Linked DNA regions of Homo sapiens: region 1 is linked to region 2. A link is an interaction called in ENCODE POLR2A ChIA-PET data of the cell type or tissue named here. Cell type or tissue: PC-9. All regions are shown on one strand. Each heading gives the region's core, and the rest is flanking DNA. Links, peaks and the distances in the headings are about the cores only. Region 1 overlaps CMIP (c-Maf inducing protein). Region 2 overlaps CMC2 (C-X9-C motif containing 2).

The links. Peaks named below come from ENCODE experiments on the same cell type or tissue, not always from the same donor. Only the 100,000 strongest peaks of a DNase experiment are listed, where the experiment ranks them.
Region 1: POLR2A ChIA-PET joins it to region 2 with 8 read pairs; 2 of 35 experiments call an interaction of 5 or more read pairs at or near these places.

Annotation. Positions count from the first base shown.
Region 1 is chr16:81,710,110-81,713,022 of GRCh38, forward strand. CMIP (c-Maf inducing protein) reads left to right here. Exons shown (of 21, transcript NM_198390.3): 21 at 1-1,653. Among named protein-coding and RNA genes, the nearest start is that of PLCG2, 68 kb to the right of the region's middle. RefSeq lists enhancers at 1,430-2,112, 2,795-2,913. In PC-9, for the core only: no CTCF peak of the experiment used is centred there; a DNase peak (open chromatin) is centred at 1,632; H3K27ac peaks cover 399 bases.
Region 2 is chr16:80,973,393-80,976,305 of GRCh38, forward strand. CMC2 (C-X9-C motif containing 2) reads right to left here. Exons shown (of 4, transcript NM_020188.5): 4 at 1-2,787. The coding sequence ends at 2,701. Among named protein-coding and RNA genes, the nearest start is that of CMC2, 32 kb to the right of the region's middle. In PC-9, for the core only: CTCF peaks have their summits at 1,407 and 1,616 (motif pointing right); no DNase peak of the experiment used is centred there.

The DNA.
Region 1 (2,913 bases), core at 316-2,815, 740 kb after region 2:
TGGATTTTCTTTGCCTTTGTGTTTGATGCCGTCGTGTGGGAAAAGTCAACTCCGATGCCACCATTGCGGGCCGGACGAAGGATGCTTTCTTCCTAGAGGCTCCGAGCTGAGCTGCGAACTCGCCCCCCGCCCTTGGGACAAGAAGACCCAGTCACATCACTGCACCCGTCCTGTGTCCTCACCATTGCTATGCAAAGTGATTCTTGTTGTACATAAGATTTAAATAATGCACCTATTTAAGACATGTTGACAAATTGCGGGTCTGGGACCCGCCTCTTATTTATGAAGTCTTTGACCGTCCCCCCCGCCCGACCCCACCGCCCTCCCGCCCCCACCTGGCGTGTAGTACTGTATAAACCAGTCAGCTGTCGGGTTAGTGGTAGTATTATTGTTATTTTTTTAAAGGAAACAAACAGACAACAAAAAGAAGAAAAAAAAAAAGAACCTCCTTGGAAAAATTAATTGCTTTTTCGTAATGGATTCTCTATGCTAATGCTCTCTCGTCTGTCTGTCTGTCTGCCCACTCCCCCACCCACCACTGTGCGTTTCTGATTTCCAAATGTCTCCAACTCCCTCACGAGGTGGGGCTCAGGCTGGAGGAGGAGGGATTAAGATCCCCTTGCTCCACTAAGGCCCAAGCTCTTTCTCTCGGCACCTTTTAGACTTGAATGGGAGGCTGCTAACCCGCCCTCTCCAGTCCACCCCGGTAAAAGAGCTGTTCCCCACCCCCAGGGAGCTCCTGTCCCTGTCAGCCTTTGCTGTCCCCTGTCCCCAACGGAGACTCTGTCACCCCTGGGCTCCCCCTGCCATCGTGTGCTTCACGTGGCCCCATGCATGCCCGCCTCTCTGCATGGTCTCTTGGGAAAAGAGAGATGTGTCGCCTCCGCCAGTCCGACTGCCCTCCCCACCCCACCCCCGCCACCCCCCACATGTGACCACTGCAACGAAGACACTCCTTCTGTCCCCACCTGCTCCGAAGACAAACCAACCTCCGTTTCTTTTATAAACAGTCGGCTTTTTCTTAATAAGCCCTCACTGTACAGAACAGCCCGTTGATGGTTTATTTGGGGTCCCCCTCTCCCCCCAGCCCTTTTTTCTGTTGGTTTAGCACAAATACTTCCCTCCTCCGGCACCTCCAAACCTACCCCACAGTCAGTGTACTTGTTTTATATATATTTAATCTTATTCAATGGAAACCATGCTTTTGTCGTTTTATACTTTGCTAGGTAGACTTTATTACCCCCCCACTATGCCCTCATTTTTTTAAAAAAGGAAAAAAAAAAGAAACTGGGTTCCAGTCTTAATTCATTTTCCGTGCCAGGTTTTATTTCGTGTGTGTGTGAGTGTGTTCTGTTTTGTGTTTTGTTTTTTGTTGTTGTTTTTAGTTGTTTGGTTTTCTTTTCTTTCCCCCCTCCGGTCCCATACTTCACAGCACTCTGGTGCGGGAAGAAGCAGAAGCAAAAAAAATAAAAATAAAAAAATAAATAAAAATAAAAAAAATAAAAAAGGAAAAAAAAAAAAGAAGAAACAAGACATGCCACCTTTCCCCTCGCACTGTTGCTTTTCCTGATGGTTAATACTACTGTCACGTAGCTGTGTACAAAGAGATGTGAAATACTTTCAGGCAAAAATAAACTGTAAGTGACTCATCAATGTCTGGCCTTTGTGTGGTTTCTCGGCGCCCAGCGGGAGAAGGTCCAAGGAGGGGGCGAAGCCCAGGCGGGAAATCTGAGGCTCAAGACAGTGCCGGGATGCCCTCGCCACCTTCTGTGCGCACTTCCTGAGGACCAGGGCTCAGCATCCTGGCTGCTGTTGGCCACTGGGGCCGGAGCTGTCTTCGTTGCAGGGGGGCTGTTGTGTTCATTGCCAGACATTGAACAGCATCCTTGGCTTCTACCCAGCAGTAGCACCCCTTCCCCATTTATGACAACCAGAGTGTCTCCAGATGTTGCCACGTGTCCCGTGGGGGGATAGTTCGCTCCCCAGCTGAGACTCCGTGTCATAGACTGAGGTCAGTGCTGCTGTTCAGCAGGGCCTTACGAAAGCTGTAGCCCAGAGCTACTCCAAGGAATGTGCCTTCCATCCACCTAGGGGGTCTTGTGAAAACGCAGATACTGACGCCATAGCGCTAGGTGGTGCCTGGGAATCTGCATTCCTGACGAGTTTCCAGGTGATGCTGTGCTGCTGGTCAATGCCAGGTTCCTAGACCCACACTTCAGCTGCCTCCTCCCCCTAGATGTCTCCAAGAGGCAATCTTGACAAGTCCAAAAATAAATGCTTTATCTTGGCCAGGCACGGTGGCTCACTCCTGTAATCCCAATACTTTGGGAGGCCGAGGCGGGTGGATCACAAGGTCAAGAGATCGAGACCATCCTGGCCAACATGGTGAAACCCTGTCTCTACTAAAAATACAAAAATTAGCTGGGCGTGGTGGCGTGTGCCTGTAGTCCCAGCTATTCGGGAGGCTGAGGCAGGAGAATCGCTTAAACCCGGGAGGCAGAGGTTGCAGCAAGCCGAGATTGCGCCTCTGCACTCTAGCCTGGCGACAGAGCAGGACTCCGTCTCAAAAAAAAAAAAGTAAAGAAAAAATGCTTTATCTTCACCCCTCTTCCTAAACCAGTCACCCTTCAGGGTCCCCCAGCTCAGCAGGGGTATCCTTGTCCTCAGCCCAGGCATGTCCTGCCTCCACATGCTGACAGAAATCCAGGATGTCCACGAGCCAGTCCTCTGCCTCTCCACCATGGGCCCGGCCCGAAACCAGCTCTCCAGAGACTCTGTGTCTGGAGTTGCCCCCTGCCAGCCCCCACCGTCCCCACACCATCCAGCTCCCTCTGCTACCTGCCCCACCTCTCTCTATGCCCTGGTGGCCTCCTTCCAGAGGCCTCTGCCAGGTCTTTTTAAGACAGGTGAGAA
Region 2 (2,913 bases), core at 141-2,640:
AAACAATATTGAGGGGGCCCTTACTTTGTGCCAGATAATCTATCACATACATCTCAACCAATCCTCACAATAACTCTATGTGACAGGTACTGTCACTGGGTTGAACTGGTTTAACCATAACTATTCACCGAATAACCAGAAAGATCTTTATAAAATATAAATAAATGAAATCATAACCACTCCCTAAAACTTTCTAATGGTTTTCCATTATGCTCCAAATAACATGCAAGTTCCCTGAGGTGATGTCCAAGGCCTGTGTGTTCTGGCCCTGCCCACCTGTGTCCTCAGCTCATGCCACCCTCCCCCTTGCTCACTGTGCTCCAGTTCACTAGCATTTTATTTGTCAAACTCCCTTCCTAGAGGAAGCTGGAAAGGTAGATCATTGCCATAGCCTTCAGTGTGTACTTTACTCTACAGGGATCAGCAACAGCTGCAACACAAGAGAGTAAGACCTAAAAACAGTAGGTGGTTTGAATATCCCATAAAAACGTACTCATATATTACTTATAAAATTTTTAAGAATGAACTTCCAAAGTTTCATCCTGCTCTTATGGTCAGCTACTGACATTGGCCTACAGGGCCTTAGCTGGCATCTGCATGCTGACATCTCCCAATTTTGTTCTAATCCAGGTGACTCTAACAAGCTGCAGACCTAAATACCCAGCAGCAACCCGGAAGCCCTCTCCCGCTGGATCCTCCACACACACTTCACCTCCCCAGTACTCCCTCCCAAGCAGGCACAAATCAAATGCCTGAGACATCCTAGACACTTCCTTAAACCCTACACCTAGTCAGTCATGCTGACTCAATGCTTGAATCGTCACTCCTCCTAATCCCCAAAGCCACATCTTTCATCCAGGCCCTCATTTCTCACTCAAGTTAGCACAAAAACCTAATTGCTCTCCTTGGGCGTTATCTTCCTTCCCCTCCAATTTATCCCCCAAACTATAACCAAAAAAACTTACTAAAATACAAATTGAAATATATCAGCCTTCCAACTAACTCCTCTACCCAAATCCCTAATCACCATATTAAAACCTGCAACTGGTCATCACAGCACTGAAAATAAAATTCCAACAGATTTCAAAGCTGTCTATGATCTTCCTCCACTCTAAGCTCCCATATTCTAGTCATGCTAAATGCCTTAAAGTGCGCCTCAGAATGTATCCCATTTTCACTCATTTGTCAAAGGTCATCTTTGCTAAATAGCTTTCTTGGAATAGCTCCTTCTTCATGAAGACTGAACATGAAAGTCCTCTGTCTTCTATGACATCTACCTAATCATGGCACTTTGATGATTACAGGTGACTAAAAGTCAACTTTTCAGTTAACTACAAGATTCTAAAGGCAAAATGTCTCATTTCTGTATTTCTACTGCCTGACACTAGGGGGACTGAATAAATATTCATACACTTTGTCTTGGAAGGTACTTCAGAATTAATTCTGGTTCTTTCCCCATCCTTTCACTGAATGTCTGTTATGCTCTGTAATCGACGTACTGAGCGAAAGTCCAGCTTCTTGAATACCTCCTGTGATGGGGAAGTCACTTATTAAACACCAACACCAACAAGGCCTCATGCTGGATATTATACACAGAACTCCACTAGAAGGAGCTCACAGCTGAGTCTGTTCCCTGACACCTGACAAGATCAAGCCCCTGCTGTGACTGCAGCTGGAAGCTGCTGACTTCCAGATTGTCACAGGTCTCAGAAACACTTGGCAGAAGGAACACTGGTGAAATGACTGCTAGAATTGGGCACGGGAAGAACAGTCCTATACTCAGCAGAGAGGAGACACACTGGCCTAAGGTTAATGTCCAGGAGTTAACTGGCACCTCGAGTGGACACATTCAACCAAATGGGAAAGCAAAGTCTGCTAAGACTCAATTCCTAACCAGATGAAATTTTATCAATGTTAAGTGTAAATATTTAATCTTTTAGTCTGGGCACAGTGGCTCACGCTTGTAATCCCAACACTTTGGGAGGCTGAAGTGGGCGGATCACCTAAGCTCAGGAATTTGAGATCAGCCTGGCCAACATGGCAAAACTCTGTCTCTACCAAAAATACAAAAACCAGCCAGGCATGGTAGCCTGCGCCTGTAGCCCCAGCTACTAGAGAGGCTGAGGCTGGAGAATCACTTGAATCCGGGAGGTGGAGGTTACAGTAAGCTGAGATCGCACCACTGCACTCCAGCCTGGGCAGCAAAGTAACACTATGTCTCAAAAAAAAAATTTTTTTTAATCATTTAGAAAATCACTCTTTAAAAACAATAAAGTTGCAACATTTTCAAATAGTTAACACTGCTGGGATTTCCCCAGAATTCTTCAACATCATGTTGTCAAAAAGAAAAAGCCTAATGGCAACATTTTCCTCTAATGCCAAAAGAATCTAAGAGAAAGGAGAAAAAAATTATTTAAATTATTTTATTGAAGGAGATAAGTTACTCAGATATTAACTGGTTGTAGGCAAAGGGAATAAACATGGTGAAGTCAGGTTTGCTGGTAAAGGGGAGACAGTACTAAACGCCCTGCCCAACAAATACTCAGAATCCAGGGTTTTCATATTTCTCCATGGTTCAATCTCTCACAGGTCACTTTCCATTCAAAGGATTATGGAGACCAAATAAGACAGGATTCTTTCAGGTATCAACCCAGAGTCTTTAGGTCTTCTCTCAGCCAAGGCATCGAGTGAAAATACAATTTATTTTTCGGATTCCTCTGGAGGATTAAAAAGTTTCTTTCGCATTGCAATGCCATGCTCCCTGCTCTTGGTCCTGTTTTCTACGTACTGAAAAATAAAAGAAGGGGGGGAGAAAAGAAACAGCAGATTATGTCACTATTTATAGCAGTTTACTATTTAGAAATATTTGCAAAATATAAATGTCCTTTGAGGTTAACAGGGTTTAAATTTTTT